2 separate regions of the Homo sapiens genome follow, and region 1 is linked to region 2. A link is an interaction called in ENCODE POLR2A ChIA-PET data of the cell type or tissue named here. Cell type or tissue: CD4-positive, alpha-beta T cell. All regions are shown on one strand. Each heading gives the region's core, and the rest is flanking DNA. Links, peaks and the distances in the headings are about the cores only.

Evidence for each region. ChIA-PET counts read pairs that join two places held together with the same protein. Peaks named below come from ENCODE experiments on the same cell type or tissue, not always from the same donor. Only the 100,000 strongest peaks of a DNase experiment are listed, where the experiment ranks them.
Region 1: POLR2A ChIA-PET joins it to region 2 with 7 read pairs; 10 of 35 experiments call an interaction of 5 or more read pairs at or near these places.

Annotation. Positions count from the first base shown.
Region 1 is chr19:35,232,238-35,243,317 of GRCh38, reverse strand. It overlaps the pseudogene FAM187B2P. Among named protein-coding and RNA genes, the nearest start is that of FAM187B, 9.0 kb to the right of the region's middle. In CD4-positive, alpha-beta T cell, for the core only: a CTCF peak has its summit at 6,585 (motif pointing left); a DNase peak (open chromatin) is centred at 6,587.
Region 2 is chr19:35,158,475-35,168,945 of GRCh38, reverse strand. It overlaps FXYD5 (FXYD domain containing ion transport regulator 5), which reads right to left. Exons shown (of 9, transcript NM_014164.6): 5 at 8,145-8,237; 6 at 4,701-4,790; 7 at 2,775-2,804; 8 at 2,621-2,695. Among named protein-coding and RNA genes, the nearest start is that of FXYD5, 9.0 kb to the right of the region's middle. In CD4-positive, alpha-beta T cell, for the core only: no CTCF peak of the experiment used is centred there; no DNase peak of the experiment used is centred there; H3K27ac peaks cover 2,590 bases.

The sequences.
Region 1 (11,080 bases), core at 4,646-8,645, 70 kb before region 2:
TTATTAATTTGTAATGTCTGTCTTGTCTCTTGTAAATTGTTTTGATTTAAAGTCTATTTTGTCTGATATTCGCATAGCCACTCAAGCTATCTTTTGGTTACTGTTTGCATGGAATATCATTTTCCATATCTTTTGCTTTGAACATATTCGTGCCTTTGGATCTAACATGAATCCTTTATAGACAGCGTATTGTTGGGTGGTTTTTAAAAATACATTCTGGAAATCTCCATCTTGATTTAAAGAAATGACTATCAGCAAAATTACTGCCATTTTGCTACTTGTTTTCTATATACCTTATGGCTTTTTGTCCCTCATTTTCTCCATTACTGTTTATGTTTAATTTTTTTTTTGTAGCGAAATGTTTTGATTCTCTTTTCATTTCCAGTTGTGTATATTTTGTAGCTTTTTATTTTGTGGTTATAGAGGAGATTATATTATATATAAAACCTAAAATTATAATACTCCAATTTACATTTATACCAGCTTAATTTCGATAGTATATATATAAACTCTGCTCTTATATAGCTCTGTCACTCCTTTTCCTTTTTCTTTCTTTTTTTTTTTTTTTGAGATGGAGCCTTGCTCTGTCACCCAGGCTGGAGTGCAATGGTGCAATCTTGGCTCACTGCAGCCTCTGCCACCTGGGTTCAAGCAATTCTGCTGCCTCTGCCGCCCCAGTAGCTGGGATTACAGGTGTCTGCCACCATGCTCGGCTAATTTTATTTTTCTATTTTTAGTAGAGATGAGATTTCGCCATGTTGGCCAGGCTGCTCTTGAACTCCTGACCTCAGGTACCTCAAGTGATCCACCTGCCTCTGCCTCCCAAAGTGCTGGGATTACAGGCATGAGCCACCATACCTGGCCTCTGTCATTCCTTTTCTGTTGTCAGTGTCACAAATCACACCTATATACATTGTTTTCCCAATAATGAAGATTAATAATTGTTTTCATCCATTTTATTTTATATCATGTAGACAATAAAAAGTGAAATTATAAACTCAAATTATGATAACAGTAGCTTTTATAATTGCTCATGTATTTACCTTTAGCAGAGATTTTAATTTTTTTCTTCATGTCTTCAAATTACTGTCTGCACTCTTTCATTTCAACCTGAAGGACTTCGTTTAGCATTTCTAGTAGGGAAGGACTAGTGGTAATGAACTCCCTCAGCTTTTGTTTATCCAGGAATATCTGAACTTCTTCCTCATTGTTGGAGGATAGATTGGGTAGCTATAGAATTCTTGGTTGATAGGTCTTTTTTTTCTTCTTCTTCTTTTGGCATGTCAAGTGTATTAACCCACTGCCTTTGGCATCCAAGGTTTCTAATGATAAATCTGCCAATAATCTTATTGAGGATTTCTTGAATGTAACAAGTTGCTTCTCTCTTGCTGCTTTCAAGATTGTTTCTTTGGCTTTGGCTTTTTACAGTTTGATTATAATGTGTCTCAGCTTGAATCTCTGGGTTTTTCATACTTGGAGTTTATTGAGTTTTTAGATTTGTTGATTCATGTCTATCATCAAATTTGGGAAGTTTTCAATCTTATTTCTTAAAATTACAATTCTTTCTTCCTCTTTTTCTCTCTCTTCTCCTTCTGGACCTCCCATAATATGTATGTTGGTCTCCTCTGTGGTGTCCCACAGATCCTTTAGGCTCTGTTCAGCTTTCTTTAATCTTTTTTCTTCCTGTCCCTCAGACTCAATAAATTTTCCTGTCACCAAGTTTGCTGATTTTTCTTCTGCCTGCTCAAATCTGTTTTTGAGCCCCTTCAGTGAATTTTTTATTTCAGTTAATTGTATTTTTAGCTCCAGAATTTTCCTTTTGGTTCCTTTTTGCATTTTCTGTCTTTTTGCTGATATTCTTCTTTTGTTCATACATCATTTTTCTGTCTTCGTCTATGTCTCCTTTAGCTGTTTGAGCATCTTTGAGACAGTTATTTATGTCTTTGTCTAGTAAGTCTACCACCTGGGCTTCCTCAGGTATTGTTTATTTATTTTTTCTTTGAATGGGCCATACTCTCTTGTTTCTTTGTATGTATGTCTTGTGACTTTTTTGTTGAAAATGGACATTTGAATCTTACAATGTGCTAACTCTGGAAATCAGCTTTTCCCCATTCCCCAGGGTTTGCTGGTTTTTTTGTTTGTTTATTGTTATAAGATGTATCTGTGCTAGAATCAACCTAAAATGAAAGCTTATGATCATCTTAGGTCTTTTCTGAATTTGCATCTTTCCCTGAGCTTGTGCAGTGACTTTCTAAATTCCCTTGTATGCACAGTTGCTTTTGAATATCCTAATCCCTAAATGTCCACCTTCCAAAGGGAACAAAAGGGGAGAAAATCCAGTGGCTATCCCTTTATACCTTCTGGAAGCCAGTTCAGCTGGTGGGGATTAAGCCAATCATGGCCCACCCCCTGTGTCTGCACAACCATGATCAGAAGTAGTAATCCAGAGTCCCAACACAGAACTCTGATATTTGGAGGATGAGTCCATATTGCTAACCCCTAGATAATAATACTGGCTGATACTTTATAGATAACATCTCATCAAATCCACACAAGAGCACTATGTGGCCAGTACAATTAAAATCCTTTGAAAATAAGGAAACGGAGGGTCACAGAGTGAAAGCCATTTGATCAGTCTTTCATTGCTGGAAGAGACTTCACTGAAGTTCCTCATCTATGTAAGAAAGAGAAAGCAGCCTCTAACAGCTGGGAGCTGGCCTAACAGTAACAACTGGGTCTTGGTGTTGCTAGCAGCTTGTCTAGAATGCACTGTTAGGTCATGATGTTCTCCTGTTGAAGGTGAACAATGTTCACAGAACAACAACAACAAAGGCCTGTCTGTGACTCTGATGCATCTAGATAGAAACAAGACTGCTCTGTAATTATGCCTGCACAGAGACAAAACAGGAACACTGTCCAAACCACAAAATATCAAGCATCCCCTTCTCTCAGCTGATCTGAATGGCTGCTGTTTCTTTACCAATTTCAGTTTTAGCTTTGCTCCGTTCTTCTCACCTTCTAGAAAAGATAGAATTGGTTACACTCGTGGTGGGCAAAGGACATGACCAAACACTTTTCAAAAGAAAATATACATCTGGCCAAGAATCATATAAAAAAGCTCAACATCACTAATCATTAGTGAAACGCAAATCAAAACCACCATGAGATACCATCTCACATCAGTCAGAATGGCTATTATTAAAAAGTCAAAAAACAACATGCTGGCGAGGTTGCAGAGAAAAAGGAATGCTTACACACTGTTGGTGGGAGTGTTAATTAGCATGTAAGACAGTGTGGCAATTCCTCAAAGACCTAAAAACAGAACTACCATTCAACCTAACAAGCCCATTACTGGGTATACACCCAAAGAAATATAAATTGTTCTATCATAAAGACACATGCACACTTATATTCATTGCAGCACTATTCACAATAGCAAAGACATAGGATCAACCTAAATGTCCATCAATGGTAGACTGGATTAAAAAAATGTGGTACATATACACTATGGAATACTATGCAGCCATAAAAAAGAATGAAATCATGCCCTTTGCAGGAACAAGAATGGAGCTGAAGGTCATTATCCTTAGCAAACTAATGCAGAAAGAGAAAACTAAATACCGCATGTTCTCCCTTATAAGTGGAATCTAAATGATGAGAACACAAATACATAAAGGGGAACAACACACACTGGAGCCTATCAGAGGGTAGAGTGTGGGAGGAGGGAGAGGATCAGGAAAAATAGCTAAGGGGTACTAGGCTTAATACCTGGGTGATGAAATTATATGTACAACAAACCCCCATGATATAAATTTACCTCTATAAGAAACCTGCACACATACCCCTGAACTTAAAATCAAAAGTTTGAAAAAAAAGAATTGGTTACACTTTTTGATAGCACCCAACCCAAAGCAAATCCCCACTTCTTTGAATCCTTCCCACAATCATACAACACAGCCCAAATTCTGTTAGTCTTCTCTGACACCTTCCTGAGACACCACACCATTCCCCATGGTGTACATCTGCCCTCACTGCAGCAAGTCAAAAAACCTAACTTTGTTCATAGGTGCATGCCTGATTGTCTTTGGCTGATGGGTATTCACATAGCAAACCTGTTCCCACCTCAAGACCTTTGCATGTGCGGTGTGCTTAGTTCAGACCTTGCTTTCTCTGGATTTTTTTTTTTTTTTTTTTTTTTTTTTGAGACAGAGTCTCACTCTGTCACCCAGGCTAGAATGCAGTGGCACAATCTCAGCTCACTACAACCTCCACCTCCCAGGTTGAAGCAATTCTCCTGTCTCAGCCTTCTGAGTAGCTGGGATTATAGGCGTGCACCACCACACCTGGATAATTTTTGTATCTTTAGTAGAGATGGGGTTTCACCATGTTGGCCAGGCTGGTCTTGAACTCATGATCTCAGGTGCTCCACTTGCCTCAGCCTCCCAAAGTGCTGGGATCACAGGCATGAGCCGCTGTGTGAATCTTCATAACCATCTTATATAGGTCTGCTCAAATGTCACTTCTTCAGAGAAGCCTTCTCTTCTCACCTACCTCTCTCCCCACAGGCTGGGCATGGTGTCCCACACCTGTAATCCCAGTACTTTGGGAGGCTGAGACAGGAGGATAGTTTGAGGCTGTAAGTTTAAGACAAGCCTCTACATGGTGTATACATTTTCTTTATCCAGTCTACCATCTCTACCAAAAATTTTAAAAATTAGCTAGGCATGGTGGCACGTCCCTGTAGTCCTAGCTACTTAGGAGGCTGAGACAGGAGAATCACTTGAACCCAGGAGTTTCAGGCTGCAGTGAGCTATGATTACACCACTGCACTCCAGCCTGGGTGACAGAATGAGACCCTGTCTCAAAACAAATGAATAAATAAAAATAAAATAGTCTCTATATTAGTTGGCTAGGGCTGCCATAACAAACACCAGAGACTGGGTGGTTTAAACAACAGAAATTTATTTCTTCGCAATTCTGTAAGCTAGAAGTCCAAAATCAAGGTGTTGGCAGGTTTGGTTTCATTCTGAGGCCTTTCTTCTTGGTGTGCAGATGGTTCCCTTTTCACTATGTCCTCACATGGTCATCCCTCTGCCTGGGTTCTAATTCCCTCATCTTTTAAGGGCACTAGTCATATTGGATTAGAACCCACTCTAACAACCCTATTTTAACTTAATTACCTCTTTAAAAGCCCTGTTTCCCAATACAGTCATATTCTGAGGTATTGGGGGTCAGTGTTTCAACATATGAACTTGTGGGGTCATAATTCATCCCCTAATAGTCTCCATCCCCAATCTCTCTTTGCGCCTTCTTTTTTTCTTCAAAGCATTTACCATGACCTGATGTTTTATTAGTCATTTATTTGTTTACCATCTGTGTATTAGTCTATTTGCTTGCTACTATGAAGAAATATCTGAGACTGGGTAATTTCTAAAGAAAAAGATGTTTAATGGACTCAGAGCTGCACATGGCTGGGGAGGCCTCATAATCATGGCAGAAGGCAAAGGAGGAGCAAAGGCGTGTCTTACATGGCGGCAGGCAAGCAACTGTGTGTAGGGGAACTGCCCTTTATAAAACCATCAGATCTCACCAGGCATGGTGGCTCATGCCTGTAATCCCAGCACTTTGGGAGGCCGAGGCAGGTGGATCATTTGAGGTCAGGAGCTCAAGACCAGCCTGGCCAACATGGTGAAACCCCCTCTCTACTAAAAATATGAAAATTAGCTGGGCATGGTGGTGCACATCTGTAATTCCAGCTACTCAGGAGGCTGAGGCACAAGAATCGCTTGAACCAGGGAGGCAGAGGTTGCTGTCAGCTGAGATCGTGCCACTGCACTTCAGCCTGGGCAGCAGCAGAGTGAGACTCTCCCTCAAAAAAAAAAAAAAAAAAAAAAGAAAGAAAGAAAGAAAGAAAAAAACCATCAGATCTTGTGAGACTTATTCACTATCATGAGAATAGCATGGGAAAAACCTGCTCTCATGATTCAATTACCTCCCATCGGGTCCTTCCCATGACACGTGGGGATTATGAGAGCTACAATATGAGATGAGGTTTGGGTGGGGACACAGCCAAACCATATCACTGACCAAAGCATTCAATTGCCAGTTCATGATTTGCTATACTCCCTTATCCTGCCATAGCAACTAATGATGTTGCAGATGGTACCACCTCTGTTAGCCACAGTATCTGAAGGGACTTTGTGGAGTATAGCTCTCCCCAGCCAAATTTGGACATGTCGCATGAAAAAAAATTTTATTAAGCCACTAAGATTTTAGAATCCTTTGTTACATAGCATAACTTAACCTATCCTGACTAATACATCCCCACTAGGATGTAAGCTCCAAGAGGTCAGGGACTTAGCCTGGATCCTTGGTGTCTGGTGCAAGGTGGATGAGTGATATGGTTTGGTTTTGTGTCCCCGCCCAAGTCTCATCTTGAATTGTAATCCCCACAGGTCAAGGGAGGGACCCAGTGGAAGGTAATTGGATTATGGGAGTGGTTTCTCCCGTGCAGTGAGGGAGTTCTCATGAGATCTGATGCTTTAAAAGTAGCTGGCAGTTCCCTAATTGCTGTCTCTTTGCTGCCACCTTGTGAAGGTGCCTGCTTCCCTTTCGCCTTGCACCATGATTGGAAGTTTCCTGAGGCCTCCCCAGCCATGCAGAACTGTGAGTCAATTAATCTTCTTTTCCTTATAAATTTACCAGTCTCCAGTAGTTCTGGCCGGGTGCTGTGGCTCACATCTGTATTCCCAGCACTTTGGGAGGCCGAGGCGGGCAGATCACTTGAGGTCAGGAGTTCAAGACCAGCCTGGTCAACATGGTGAAACCCCGTCTCTACTAAAAATACAAAAATCAGCTGGGCATGGTGGTACATGCCTGTAATCCCACCTACTTGGGAGGCTGAGGGAAGAGAATTGCTTGAACCTGGGAGGCAAAGGCTGTAGTGAACCAAGATTGCACCACCGCACTCCAGCCTGGGGGCTAGAGAGTGAGACTCTGTCTCAAAAAAAAAAAAAAAGGAAAGTCTCAGCAACTTGCCTGGGGTCATGTGGCTCACACAGTGCCTGGCACAATTCTGGTACAACTAATATTTTCCCATCAGTCAATGCTGTGGAAGACATGGTTGGCTACACCAAATCAGCATTCTTTTCTACAACTCCCCTGCATACAAAACCCTGATTTTGTCTGGGTCTTCAGTGGCTTCTGCTAAGAAAAAGCTGACCTTACCCAATCCTAGGCAACAAATTCTAATTGGTTTAAGCCAACGATGTAAGCTTCATTTATTTTCAGAGATTGGTTTAGACCTGGGCATGGGCCCCAATCCTGGCCAGTAGAACTTTAGGGGAGAGCTGATGTGAGGATTTTGGAAATGGTTTTAACTCTGTGATATAAAGGAGAACACCAGAGGAAAAATCCCTTGTAATAGACATTAGCCATGGAAATCATTACTGCCATTTGCCAAAAGATTCCTGGAAATAGTAGAGTTCCATTTTTTTTTTTTTTTTTTTGAGATGGAGTCTTGCTCTGTCGCCCAGGCTGGAGTGCAGTGGCGCGATCTCGGCTCACTGCAAGCTCCGCCTCCCAGGTTCACGCCATTCTGCTGCCTCAGCCTCCCCAGCAGCTGGGACTACAGGTGCACACCGCCACGCCCGGCGAATTTTTTTGTATCTTTAATAGAGATGGGGTTTCACGGTGTTAGCCAGGATGGTCTCGATCTCCTGACCTCGTGATCCGCCGCCTCAGCCTCCCAAAGTGCTGGGATTACAGGCGTGAGGCACGGCGCCCAGCTAGAGTTCAATTTCTTTTGTTGGCTTGGTGGATTGGTGGTGCCATGTAGCTGTTTCTAGCCAATGGTTTGTGAGCAAGCGACATGACATGTGTTACTTAAGGGCAAAGCATTTAATGTAGACCCAAAATCTTACAGAGAGCTCTTTCTTTCTCCTTGGAAGAAACTGAAAATGTTTGAGATGGCAGTTGCGCCATCACCCTGGATTCCTGAGTGATTCCAATACCAATGCACAATGAGTAAAAAGTAAACCTTAGTTGTTTTATGTGGTTGAGATTTGGGGGGAATTTTTTTTTTTTTTTTTTTAGATGAAGTCTTGCTCTGTCACCCAGGCTGGAGTGCAGTGGCATGATCTCAGCTCACTGCAACATCCACCTCCCGGGTTCAAGTGATCTTCCTGCCTTAGCCTCCCAAGTAGCTGGGACTTCAGGTGCATGCCACCACACCTGGCTAATTTGTGTATTTTTAGTAAAGACAGGGTTTTGTCATTTTTTGTATTTTTAGTAGAGACAGGGTTGGCTAGGTTGGTCTCAAACTCCTGACCTCAGGTGATCTGCCCTCCTTAGCCTCCCAAAGTGCTGGGATTACAGGCGTGAGCCACCACACCTGGCTGGAAGTTTATTATAGTAGCAAATAACTTATCTAGATTGATACCAAAATAGTATCAGGAGTAGGGTGCTGAGGTAATCAAAAATAAAAAGACAGCATTGGCTTAGATACCTTTGGGACTAAGACACTTATTTGAAACCAGAAGGATGGAGGCTGTTGCCTGAGATACTCTGGAAGGCAGATAATGTATTTAATGGACTTGTAGCTTTCAAGGAAGCTGCTGGAATATAAGATGTTAGCAGTATAAGTTGGCCAAAGTTAGCTAAAAATTGAGAAGGGCTTTGAGAGATAAAGTCCAATTAGAATTCAGCTTTTGACAAGGATAAAATCAAAAGTATAAGCCTAGGTAAATAATTATTACCCATTGTTTAAAAATTCTCTGAATGAATTAAGATACTACCAGAAAACGCTTTCAGGTGGACAAATGTCTCCATGAAAGAGAGTTAAGAGATATAGCTCGCCAAGGATGGCTGATAGAGTTTAAGGTACCTGAAATGAGAAAGAGACAGAAAGAGAGAGAGGATAAGAGCATCTTTTTTTTTTTTTTTTTTAGACAGAGTCTTGTGCTGTTGCCCAGGCTGGAGTGCAGTGGTGTGATCTTGGCTCACTGCAACCTCCATCTCCCAGGTTCAAGCAATTCTCCTGCCTCAGCCTGCTATGTAGCTGGGATTACAGGAGCCCACCACCACACCTGGCTAATTTTTGTATTTTTAGGAGAGACAGGGTTTCACCATGTTGCCCAGGCTGGTCTCGAACTCCTGGCTTCAAGCAATCCTCCCACCTTGGCCTCCCAAAGTGCTGAGATTACAGGCGTGAGCCACCGAGCCCAGCCTGAGAACATCTCGAACAGAACTACGGCTATGTGTGTGTTTTTGTTTGTTTGTTTGTTTGTTTGTTTACATATTTAGTTGACTAGAGGCTTATAAGAACCGTAGGTCCCAAACTGTGGGAGATAGAAAGCAGGCTGAGTAAACTGCTGTTGTCTCAAGGAGGGCACATCTTCAGATGTAGCCAAGGAGAATATGAGAAAAGGAGATATTTCCCTGGAGAGTGAGACATGACCCACAGAGAACAATGATTTGGGAATCCCCCTACCCTCCCCACACACAACAAGGAGCTGCTTCGGTGCTAGTTAAGGAATCTTTCCCATCTACAAGATAGGGGGTCCTTGTAATGTTTTCCCACTGGATTGCAGAAGTGGTACAGAGCAGTGATTTCTGTGTGTCTTCCCTTTCTCTCTCTCTCTTTCTTTTCTTTTTCTCTCTCTCTCTTTCTTTCTTCTTTCTCTTTTTTTTTTTTTGAGACAGAGTCTTTCTCTGTTGTCCAGGCTGGAGTGCAGTGGTGGATCTCAGCTCACTGCAACCTCTGCCTCCCGGGTTCAAGAGATTCTCCTGCCTCAGCCTCTCAAGCAGCTGGGAATACAGGCATGCACCACCACACCTGGCTAATTTTTGTATTTTTAATAGAGACGGGGTTAGACGGGGTTTCACCATGTTGGTCAGGCTGGTCTTGAACTCCTGGCCTCAGGTGATCCACCGGCCTCAGCCTCCCAAAGTGTGCTGGGATTACAGGTGTGAGCCACTGGGCCCTGCCTCTTCTTCCACTTTCTGATGGTCATAAAGTCATTTTGTCCCATTCCATCATTATATATTGGGTATGTGGAGGGCCAATAATTTGCCTTTGTAGTTCGTTTGTTCTGATTTAAGCTCACCCATTTTGTTTCCTGCCTAGCTCATGTGGATATTTGACCTTCGACCCTACAACCTATGACAAGCCATTTGATGACACGAACTGAATTGTACTCCTGGAAGCACAGTGGATCAAGTTTCATTCCATTGCCTAGGCTGATCCTCGAGTTTTGTGAGTGACTTCACAATGGCCAGGGAGTTCCTAGCCTCCTTCTACAGCCTTGGTCCACTATGCTGGACACCCTGTGGCTGCTTAGCCTTTCTTGCCCCACTCTGTGAGCCTAGATGTTAATCAGCTGTGCCTACAAGGACCTTTGCCAGCGAGCCCTACTCTCAGGCAGTGATGCTGTCCTGAAGTGTGACCATCCCATGGCACTCTGGTACTTCTCTTCCATTCTTGGGGAAGATCCTTCTCTGCTTAATTCAATGCCTGACATAAGGAAACTGCCTGGGGGTAGCCTTCAATTGACCAACCCTCAGCCCTCCCAGACTGGCCTCTATCGCTGCCAGGGCAATGATGATACCCTCATGGTACAATACGAGATCGACTTCCAGGTTGTCACCACCCTTCATGTTACGCACAAGAGCCTGGACCAAAAGTCCCTGCAGAATGAGACCCTGATCCTGGATGGCAAGGTACTCATCTTTACCCACTGGGACCCCCGGCAGGACTGTAACCGCTGTGGGGAACTGGGTGAGTGCAGACGCCTGGGGTACTGCTACATTGAGGAGCCCGTGGAAAAACCTATGCCCTGCCAGCTGTATCTGAGAGATGAGAAGATGCAATTCAGCCGCATGCGGCCCGAACTGCAGGTGGAAGCCTGCCACGTACCCTGCAACCCCGTCAAGGAAATTCACTAGCCATACCTCATCTTTGATTTTTACCAGCCTGGCAAGTGGATGAACAACAGGTGGCTCACCTGCCCCTTGGCCTCCATCTACAGGTGACAGGACCAGGGCCGTAGCCCTGCCCTTGACCCTCACCCAGACTTTGTTT
Region 2 (10,471 bases), core at 114-4,113:
GATGACAGGCATGTGCCACCAAGCCCAGCTAATTTTTGTATTTTTAGTAAAGACAGGGTTTCACCATGTTGGCCAAGCTGGTCTTGAACTCCTGGCCTCAAGGGATCCACCTGCCTCAGCCTCCCAAAGTCCTGGGATTACATACGTGAACCACTGTGGCCTGCCAAGGAGGTGACATTTGAACAAAGGTCTGAAGGACGTAAGGGAGACACCTGGAGGAAGGGTGTTACAGGCAGAGGGAACAGCAGCGCAAAGGCCTTGAGGTACGAGGACACAGATGGGTTCCAGAGACTCATCTGTGGCTGCTCCAGAGTGAGGGAGGGGGAACTTAGAAGCCAAGGGTACTTTAGAAAACACCTGCCACCCTTGCCTCCTCCAGCCCCTCAGCTCTCTGGCCTCGTCTTCTCCTCTCCCCCAACCTACCCTGTCCTGGCTACTTTGCCTCCTCTGCTGCTATAGCAATGGGCGCAGCTCATTCCTGCCTCCAGGGCTTGGCACTTGCTGCTCTCTCTACCTGGTGATTCATCTCATCATCAGGGATCAGTTCCAATTTCACCACTCCAGGGAGGGCTTCTCTCCCCACCCCTCTCTTCCCTGTCACTCTGCTTTATTTGGCAAATATCTTTCTCTGTATCCACTCATTCATGCATTTATTTGCTTATCATCTTCGACCAGATGTGAGCTCCTGAGGACAGGGACCAGGGCTGCTTGTCACCACCATGCCCCCAGCATCACCCAGCACAGGTTTGGCACAGACTAGGAGCCCACAAATATTTGCTGTTGGAAAAATACATGGCCCCAGAGCTAACGTTCAGGCTCTGCTCTCACACAAACCTGGGTCCAATCCTTCACTGATTCTTTTTTTTTTTTAAGTAAAAAAAATTATTTGTGTAGAGATAGGGTCTTGCTATTTTGCCCATGCTGGTCTTGAACCCCTGGGCTCAAGCCATCCTCCCACCTTGGCCTCCCAAAGTACTGGGATTACAGGAGTGAGCCACCGTGTCCCGCCAGCAAATGAATTTACTGACTCTTCTGTGCTGTGTGACCTTAGGCAAACTCCTTAACTCTCTGAGCCTTAACTTCTCCACTGGGGTGAGAATAGGACCTGGTGCAAAGTCAGGATCAACACATACATGTTGTATGACCGAGGCAACAGTGCTTGACTCTCAGATTCAGTGGGGATCACGCACACATCAGGAATCATGTCTTATGATTGTTAGAATTCTGCCTCTCCCCTTAAGGCAAAAAAAGATGTGGCTATGCTCATTTTCTTGATGAGGAAGTTGGACAAGAGAGGTAATGAAACTTGGCATTGGTTATACAGATTAACTGATAGCTCGTGTTTTATTTCACCCACAACATTTTAAAAACCTTTTTAAAAAATTAGTTTCTCTGCTTGTTATTCTGCCTTTCCCCACAACTTCCTCTCCCTGCATGGGGCCCTGGGCCCCTTGCCCTCTGGTTAAGCATTGGCAGGAGACAGGGGGGTGGGAGGAGAGGGAGGTTTAGGTATCTGATCCCCACCACCCCTGCTCCCTCCTGGTTTGGTCACAAGTGAGGCAGTGGCTGGAACCCTCTTTCTGAGGCCACAGCTCCTGCCAGCAGCCCCACCTCCAGTTCCATCTCTCACCAGGCCTCCTGCAAAGCCAGTGCCTCCTCTTGTCCCTCAGGCTGGGGGATAACAGGTCCCCATCCTTGCTAGTCCTAGGGCACTGCACCATCTCATTGCCCTGCCTGTACCTCCAGAGATATCACTCTATTAAACTTTCTCCAGTTAATCGTTTGCAGGTCCTTCTGCCACCTGCCATGACCCTGATCAACACAGCTGTCAACATTTGAGTACCAAAAGATTTTACAGAAACATTAAGCTCTTAAAAGAGTAGTTACTCTGGCTGCTTCAAGCCTCTATTCTTGCTGGATTGAGTGGGTGGGGTTGTTCCATGAGGCATTTAATCCTCAGTTATCTCCTCCTGACACAGCCTTTTTCAGCCCTTGTTCCCTGCCAGGCCTGGGTGCAGTGGGCTTGTGACTGCTGGGGTGGTATGCTGACCGCCAAATGGCCCTTAGTCTCTACCCCTCCCTGTCAGTATCCATGTCCTTTGCCATGTGACTTTGCCTATCTTCCCATCAAGAGGTGGAGTCTATTTCCTTGAATGAAACCCAGCCTCATGACTTGCTTTGACCTATGGAATGAGGCAGAAGTGATAATGGCCAGTTCTGAGCCTGCATGCATTCACTCTATCTTAGATCCCTGCCACCACCATGCGAACAAGCCCAGGCTAGCTTAGTGAAGGATAAGATGATGTGGCAAAGAGCCAAGGCACCCCAGAAACAAAGTTTCCTGCTGACCCACAACTGAACTCAGATGCAAGAGTAAATCCAGTTGAGACCAGAAGAATCACCCAGCTGAGCCCAGCCTATGTTTCCAAACTGTGGTATTGAGAGCTCAATAAATGGTCATTATTTTAAACCACTGAATTCTGTGGTGGTTTGTATGTATATGCAGCTAATAGATACCTCATTTAAAACAAAATTGCCCAGGGACCTTTGAGAACCCAGCCCTCCGTCATAAGTCCCCCTCCTGGTCTTGGTGTCCTTCCCACCCAACCCCAGTTCTCACTGGTGAGGATGATGATGCCTGTGATGAACAGCACAGCTGCGACCAACAGCCCCCGTTTCCGGAGGGTGTGTTCATCTGCAGAGAGAAAAATGAAGGGGTAGAGTCAGACGGACCTCACCTTTCCTTCCCCCACATCTTCCTGTGGATAACTTACCATAGAAGAAGGGGTCATCCTCATGAAAACCTGGAGAGGCAGACAAAGAGCAAGTCAGGGTTCAGCAAAGGTTTGTGAAGTGAATACGTGAATGGCAAAGTCAGGAAAGGGGGATACCTGGGTACCCTTAGAACAAAACCCAAAATCTTCACCATGGCACACAATCTGGCTCCCATTATTCCTCTAATCTCATTTCCTTCCTATCCCCCTCACTCCCTGCACTCCAGCCCTACTGGCCTCCCTGCTGTTGAACATGCAGACACCTTCTCACCTCAGGGCCTTTGCACTGGCTGTTTCCTCTGCCTGGAACACACTTTCCCTAGACATCCGCATGGCTCCCTCCTTCACTCCCTTCCCAGTGGGGCCCTCCCTGGTTTTGTATATGAAATACAGGTTGACTATCCCTAATCCCCAAATCCAAAATCCAAAATGTCCCCAAATCTGACACTTTTTGATGTCATGTCAGGGGTGTTTGAACCAGAGCAACTCCATCTCGAATAGGGTAAAATAAGGCTGAGACCTACTGGGCTGTATTCCCCAGAGGTTAGACATTGTTAGTCACAGGATGAGATAGGAGGTCGGCACGAGATACAGGTCATAAAGGCCTTGCTGATAAAACAGGTTGCAGTAAAGAAGCCAGTTAAAACCCACCAAAACCAAGATGGCAATGACAGTGACCTCTGGTCATCCTCACAGCTCATTATACATTAGTTATAATACATTAGCATGCTAAAAGGCACTCCTACCAGCACCATGACAGTTTCAAATGCCATGGCAACATCAGGAAGTTACCCTATACAGTATAAAAAGGGGAGGAATCCTCAGTTCTGGGAATTGCCCACCCCTTTCCCAGAAAACTCATGAATAATCCACCCCTTGTTTAGCATATAACGAAGAAACAACCATAAAAACAGGCAACCAGCAGCCTGTGGGGCTGCTCTGCCTATAGAGTAGCCATTCTTTATTCCTTTACTTTCTAAATAAACTCTATGGACTCTCTGAATTCTTTTTTTGTGCAAGATCCAACAGCCCTTTCTTGGGGTCTGGATCGGAACCCCTTTCCAGTAACAGTCTGACATGACACCGAAAGGAAATGCCCACTGGAACATTTTGGACTTCAGATTTTTGGGTCAGGAAAGTTGAACTGGTAAGTATAATGCAAATATTCTAAAATCTGAAATCTGAAAGTCTCCTGGTCCAAAGCATTTTGGATAAGGAATACTCAACCTGTACTCCCCAGTCACTCTCTAACCCTACTTTACTTTTCTTGATAGCAAGTTGAAATCAACTGATACATAATTATGATTATTTCTTGTTGTGTTTCTCTTACCACTAGAATAGTAGTTCCATGAGGGCAGAGATTTTTTCTGGCTTGTTCACCACTCTATCTCTGTCCCCTAGAACTAGCCTAGCACACAAGTACTCAGTGACTATTTGTTGAATGAATGGATGAATGGGCTCTCTATGTGACCCATGGGCGTATCATTTCCATTCATTCACTGGGGGGCTGACTGGGCAGGAAGTGGTGGATAAGATCACCAGGGAAAGAATCAAATTGCCCCTAGAAACAGAGGTCCTTGCTGACCCACAACTGACCTCAGACGCATGAGTAAGTCCAGCTGAAACCAGAAGAACCAGCCAGCTGAGCACACCCTAGATTTCCAAATTGCAGAAATGAGAGCTAAATAAATGGTTATCCTTTTAAGCCACTGAGTTTTTAGGTGGTTTGTATGCAGCAATAATTTATGCATTCACTTATCTATTCAGACATTTATCATGTGCCCACCCTCTGCCTGGCTTGAAGTCATTTACTTTCCCATCACGTCTTTACTGAGAACTATTCTGTGCTGGGCTGTACTCCAGGTGCTGGAAATACACAGTGAACAGAAAATAGCCTGTTTCCAGTCTGGGGAGGCAGTTACTAACCAGATGGCTTGAGGGTCTGGGGGTCTGTCTGGACGTCTGTGCTTGGGGATGGTCTCTCAGAGAGCGTCGTGGTGTCATCAGTGGGATGAGCTGAGAGAGTGGCCAGATCAGTGGAGGGCAGGAGTGAGCCATGGAGGCAGAAACAAGGGATATTACTGAGAGTCTGCATCTGGAAGAAACCCCTCTCCCACATCTACACAGCTGGTGTGCAGGGTCAGGCATCCCCCCTACTCCACACCTAGAGGCAATAAGTAATGACAGGCATTGAAATGCTGAAATAAGCACATAGCCCCGGTTGCGACTATCTGATCTGCCTCAATCCCCGAGGGACTCCAGACCCCTCTCCTAGGACCTTCTGGCCCACACTATAATCCAGGAGATAAAGGAACGAAAGGGCAACACCTGCCAAGGACTCTGACCCAGCTACATAGTCTGGAGAAACTTGTAAAACATTCTGAATATTGGCTGGGTGCAGTGGCTCATGTCTGTAAACCCCAGCACTTTGGGAGACTGAGGCGGGCAGATCACCTGAAGCCAAGAGCTCAAGACCAGTCTGGCCAACATGGTGAAACCCCGCCTCTACTAAAAATACAAAAATTAACTGGGCCTGGTGGCACACACCTGTAATCCCAGATACTTGGGAGGCTGAGGCAGGAGAATTGCCTGAACTCGGGAGGTGGAGATTGCAGTGAGCCAAGATTTCGCCACTGCACTCCAGTCTGGGCAACAGAGCAACACTCTGTCTCAAAAACAACAACAACAACAAAACTATTCTGAATATCACCTCTGCCCCCAGACCGAAAATACCAAAGGATTCTTCTCTTGAAAAAAAAAAAAAAATCAGTACCTCCAAAGAAAAGGCCTCCCCCAAGCACTGAGAAGTGCCCCCACACCACATCGGAGGCCTCAACAAGAAGCCAGCAGACAGAGAAGCTCCCTCGTGAAACCCAAGTTCCCTGGAATTATCTCAGTGCCCCACACCCTAAATAGGAACTGGCAACCAAGGATTACAAGATATTCAGGGAATGCATTGCCCAGAGGAAGGTATAAGCCAGATCCACGGCAGAGACCACAGGAATGCGAAGGACAGCCATACTGGTGTGTGGTGCTCATGCACCCTGGGGTGAGACAGTCTGGACTCAAATTCCGGTTCTGCCACTCTTGGCTGTATTGCCTAGGGCAAGCTGAGTAACCTCTCTGGGCCTCAGTTCCTTTTCCTGTAAAATGGGAGTAATGACAGTTCCCACCACACAGGATGATCACAAGCATCAAATGACTGAATACACAGAAGCTTAGCACAGTGCCCAGCATGAACAAGCTCTCAGCAAAAGTCAGCCATTGCTATTACTGTCTGCTCAGCACTCTTCCTCCTTCTGGAACAGCTCTCCCTTTCTTTGTGGGAAGACATTGCCCTCCCTTCCCCAGTTATAACCCAGGCTACAAAAGGAAGCTTGTGACCTCAGTCTGGTCCTTCCCTGAGACCTTTGAAATCCCAAGTAGGGATATTGAGTGACAGCTAGGTACTATAGACTGAATTCTATCCACCCCACCAAATTCCATGTGATGGTATTTTGGAGCGAGGGCCTTTGGGAGGTAATTAGGGTTAGATAGGATCATGAGGGTGGGGCCCTCATGATGGGATTAGTGCCCTTATAAGAAGACACCAGAGAGCTTGCTTTCAAGCTCACAAGCCCACCCACACATGGAGAGGACATGGTGAAGACAGAGCAAGAGAATGGCTGTCTGTGACCCAAGGGGAGCCCTCGACAGACACCAACCCTTCTGGCACCTTGATCTTGGACTTCCCATCTCCAGAACCGGGAGAAATGAATTCCTATTGTTTAAGCCATCCAGTCTGTGGTATTTTGTTATCGTAACCTGAGCAGATTAAAACCCTAGGTGAAGTCTGGAAGTTTTGAGCTAGGAGGCTCAAATAACATGAGCCATTTCCTTCCTAGGTGGAAGAGAAGCAAAGATAGAGGAGGAAGAGAGGCCCTGGGGGCTTTCATGCCCAGCCTCTAGGCAACCCAGAGGCTCAGCAGTGACAGCCATTTGTCCTTGATGAATTTCTGTCACATATATCCAGGAACATGGACCAATACATAGAGCAACTCAGGTCAGCAAAGACTCAGTAAATTAATGCAGTGATGTGAGAATGCTTTATCATTGATAAGTGTGGACACAGCTGCTATCCCCCACCCCTACAGGTGCACTTTTGTACAAACTAGAAAAGTTCCCTTCTGTAAAGCACTTTATTTCCATCCATTGTAGGATTGTTTTAATAGATAGATTCTGTAAGAATGAGATGCTTTGCTGCTATCACTAGAAAACTGGAACAATTATAAAGACCGACAAAGGGAATGGCATTGCCCGAGAGGTGGTGCTCTCGTTCAGTACCCAGTCTGCACAACTGTACATGTCTCTCTGGGAGTGGCCTACTCTACAACACTTTCCAGTGTGGGGCTGCCCCTCAAATAAGGATCATCACGCAGGCATTAGAGGCGATCTGTTGCCTTATCTCAGCTCAGTCTCCTTTCCCACACCTTCTGGTAATACTAACTCACTTGTCCAAAGGAAAATCCCCTCTTCCCTGACTCTTGGTCTATGTGGTTCAGGCATGGCTGGCTGAGCCTCTTCTCTAGCCCCAGGGTGGGGCACAAGACTCAGGCCTGACCAATGAGAGCAGCTCATTTCTCAGGCTCTCATTGGTTCAGACATGAGCATGTGACTCCAGCTGAACCAATGAGAGTCAATTCTAGGCCTCAGGCTAGAAATAATGGGAAAGATTTTGTTCTCTAGCCACCACGTATGTGACCTAAAGTTAGAACTATGGGACCATCTCTGCCATCAAGAGGGGAGAAGTTAGTAGAGAATGAAGACAACAGAACCAAGAGAGGGAACAAAGCACTCATGACAGTGCTTACTCGCCTTGATCCAGCTATGCCTGAAGTTGGCTACTTCTGGACTTTCCAGAACTTATATAGCCAATCATTCTTTTGTGTGTGTGTGTGTGTGTGTGTGTGTTTAAGGTGAATTTTCTATATTTTGCAACTGAAAAGCTCCTGCTCTAACATTAAGGAGATGTACAAAAAAGAAATATCCACAGGCACATTCTATAGCCCCAGCCCTCCGAGGGGAACTGACAGAAAGAAAGTTCCAAAGTCTATCAGTTAGGGAAACACTGCATACTGCACGCTGCCCCTTGGGGATCCTTTGCTGAAAATTAGCTTAATGAAGACTCTCAGAAGTCCTGCCACAAAGAAACATGGTTAACTTTAACTCAGGGTTCCCCAAATAACTTTGACCACAAACCAAAAACATTTTTTTTAAATGTATTAACAATTCCCCAAACAGGGGCACTGAGAAACGTACTGAGGGAAATGTTGACCTAGATAGAGAATTAAACAAAAATCGTAGGCTGCTGCTCTCAGTCCCATGCTATACCTGCTTTGGTGCTCTTGTGTGTCTCTGGATCTGTCACTAGAGGCCCATCCGTTCCTTCCAGTTGCTGGGTCTGGGTCTGGGGTTGTGGTGTTTCTATTCAGGTCAGGAGAGCAAGGAGGGAAGGATAAGAAAGAGTCACTGGGGAAAGAGAATTGGGGCCGGGCGCGGTGGCTTATGTCTGTATTCCCAGCACTTTGGGAGGCCGAGGCGGGCAGATTACCTTAGGTCGGGAGTTCGAGACCAGCCTGACCAACATGGAGAAACCCTGTCTCTACTAAAAATACAAAATTAGCTGGGCGTGGTCGCTCATGCCTCTAATCTCAGCTACTCGGGAGGCTGAGGGAGAATTGCTTGAACCTGGGAGGCAGAGGTTGTGGTGAGCCGAGATTGCACCATTGCACAGCGACCTGGGCAACAAGAGCAAAACTCCATCTCAGAAAAAACCTAAGAGGCTGGCAAAACCTGAAAATGTCAGTATACCAAGTGTCACTGTAGGGTTGGGAAGGGGGACACTCCTGCACACTGCTGGTGGGTTAGGAAATGGGTACAGTCACTTGGGAGGGGAACTTTTATTTTTACTTTTATTTATTTTTGAGACAGGGTCTCACTCTATCACCTGAGCTGGAGTGCAGTGGTGCAATCATAGCTCACTGTAGCCTTGAACTCTTGGGCTCAAGTGATTCTCCCGCCTTAGCCTCCCAGGTAGCTGGGACTACAGGCACATGCCACCATGCCCAGCTAATCATTTTGTACTTTTTGTAGAGAATAGGTTTTGCTGTGTTGTCCAGGCTGGTCTCAAATTCCTGGGCTCAAGCGATCCACCCGCCTCAGCCTCCAAAAGTGCTGGGATGACAGGCATGAGCCACTGTGCCTGGGCGGCAGGAGGGCAAATTTTAAAACATTAAGCATGCATGTCCTTTGCCCTGTATTGTCTTGGATAAAAGCACAGGCTCTGGTGCCAGATTCCTGGACTTCGATTCCAGCTGCGTCCCTGACTTGTTGTGAGACCTTGAACCAGTTACTCACAGCCTCTGTTTCCTTGTCTGTAAAATGGGGACAATGGTAATTTCTGCCTCTTAGGGTTTGCGTGAAGGTTGAATGAGTTAACATACGCAAAATATTTAGAACCATGACCAGCACATAGTCAGTACATATTCCAAGTGCGTTTGCTCAAGGAGGAAGGGACAAAGTTGCTCATTGTGGTGCTGTGTGTAGACAGAAAAAGCTGGAAACAGCCAACATGTTCATCAAGAAGTGTGTGACTCCATAAGCTGTGATATAGGCGCCTTGTGGAATACCAGGCAGGAGAGAAAACAAAACAAGTCTTTATGCAGTGATGTGAGAAGAACTTCCAAACATACGACTGCACGAAGAAACAAAGCAAGCTGCAGAACAATCATAAGGTCTCCTTAAGCTCACACAAACACAGCACACAGTCAGTGCATTTTCTCCAAGTAATATACATGGGATGTGGTATCACTGGGGACCTACCCCAATGCTGACAGTGGGGACCTCTCAGAGACAGAGGGAGAGAACGAGGATTGGGGAGGGGAGGTGACAAAGGGGTTTAGTTTTGCCTACAATCATTTTATTCTTTCCAGGCAGAATGTGTTTTTGTACTACTGTGTCTTTAAACATCGATTGAAAAAATCAGGGAGCACTTTTTTTTTTTTTTGAGACAGGGTTTCGCTCTGTTGCCCAGGCTGGAGTGCAGTGGCAAGATCTTGGCTCACTGCAACCTCTGCCTCTGGGCTTAAGTGATTCTCCTGCCTCAGCCTTTCGAGTAGCTGGGACTACAGGAGCACGCCAACGCACTCGGCTAATTTTTGTATTTTTCTGTAGAGATGGAGTCTCACTGTGTTGCCCAGGCTGGTCTAGAACTCCTGAGCTCAAGTGATCCATCCACCTTGGCCTCTCAAAGTGCTGGGATTATAGGCATGAGCCACTGTGCCTGGCCGGGAGCACTTTTTGAATTATACTTCAAGAAAACGTCCAAAAATTGTTCAAAAAATTCAAAAAAGGGATCAGAGAAAAAAGAGATGAAAGGAAGAAATAAATGGGACTGGCACACAGAGACTTTCTGGGGGTGTTTGCAAAGTTCTGCTCCTTGACCCGGTTGGTAGTTACATAGGGATTCAATTTAGAGTAAGTTATTACACTGTAAATTTATGGGTTTTGTATTTTTCTATATGCATGTTAATTTCACAATTTCAAAAGCGTTTTGGTTTTCTTTTTCTAAAGAATTGAATGGAGTTGGCTGTCCCCACCCAGAGTAAACCAGGGCATTCAGAGCTGGGAGTAGGGACTGAAATGGGCAACCAAAGACC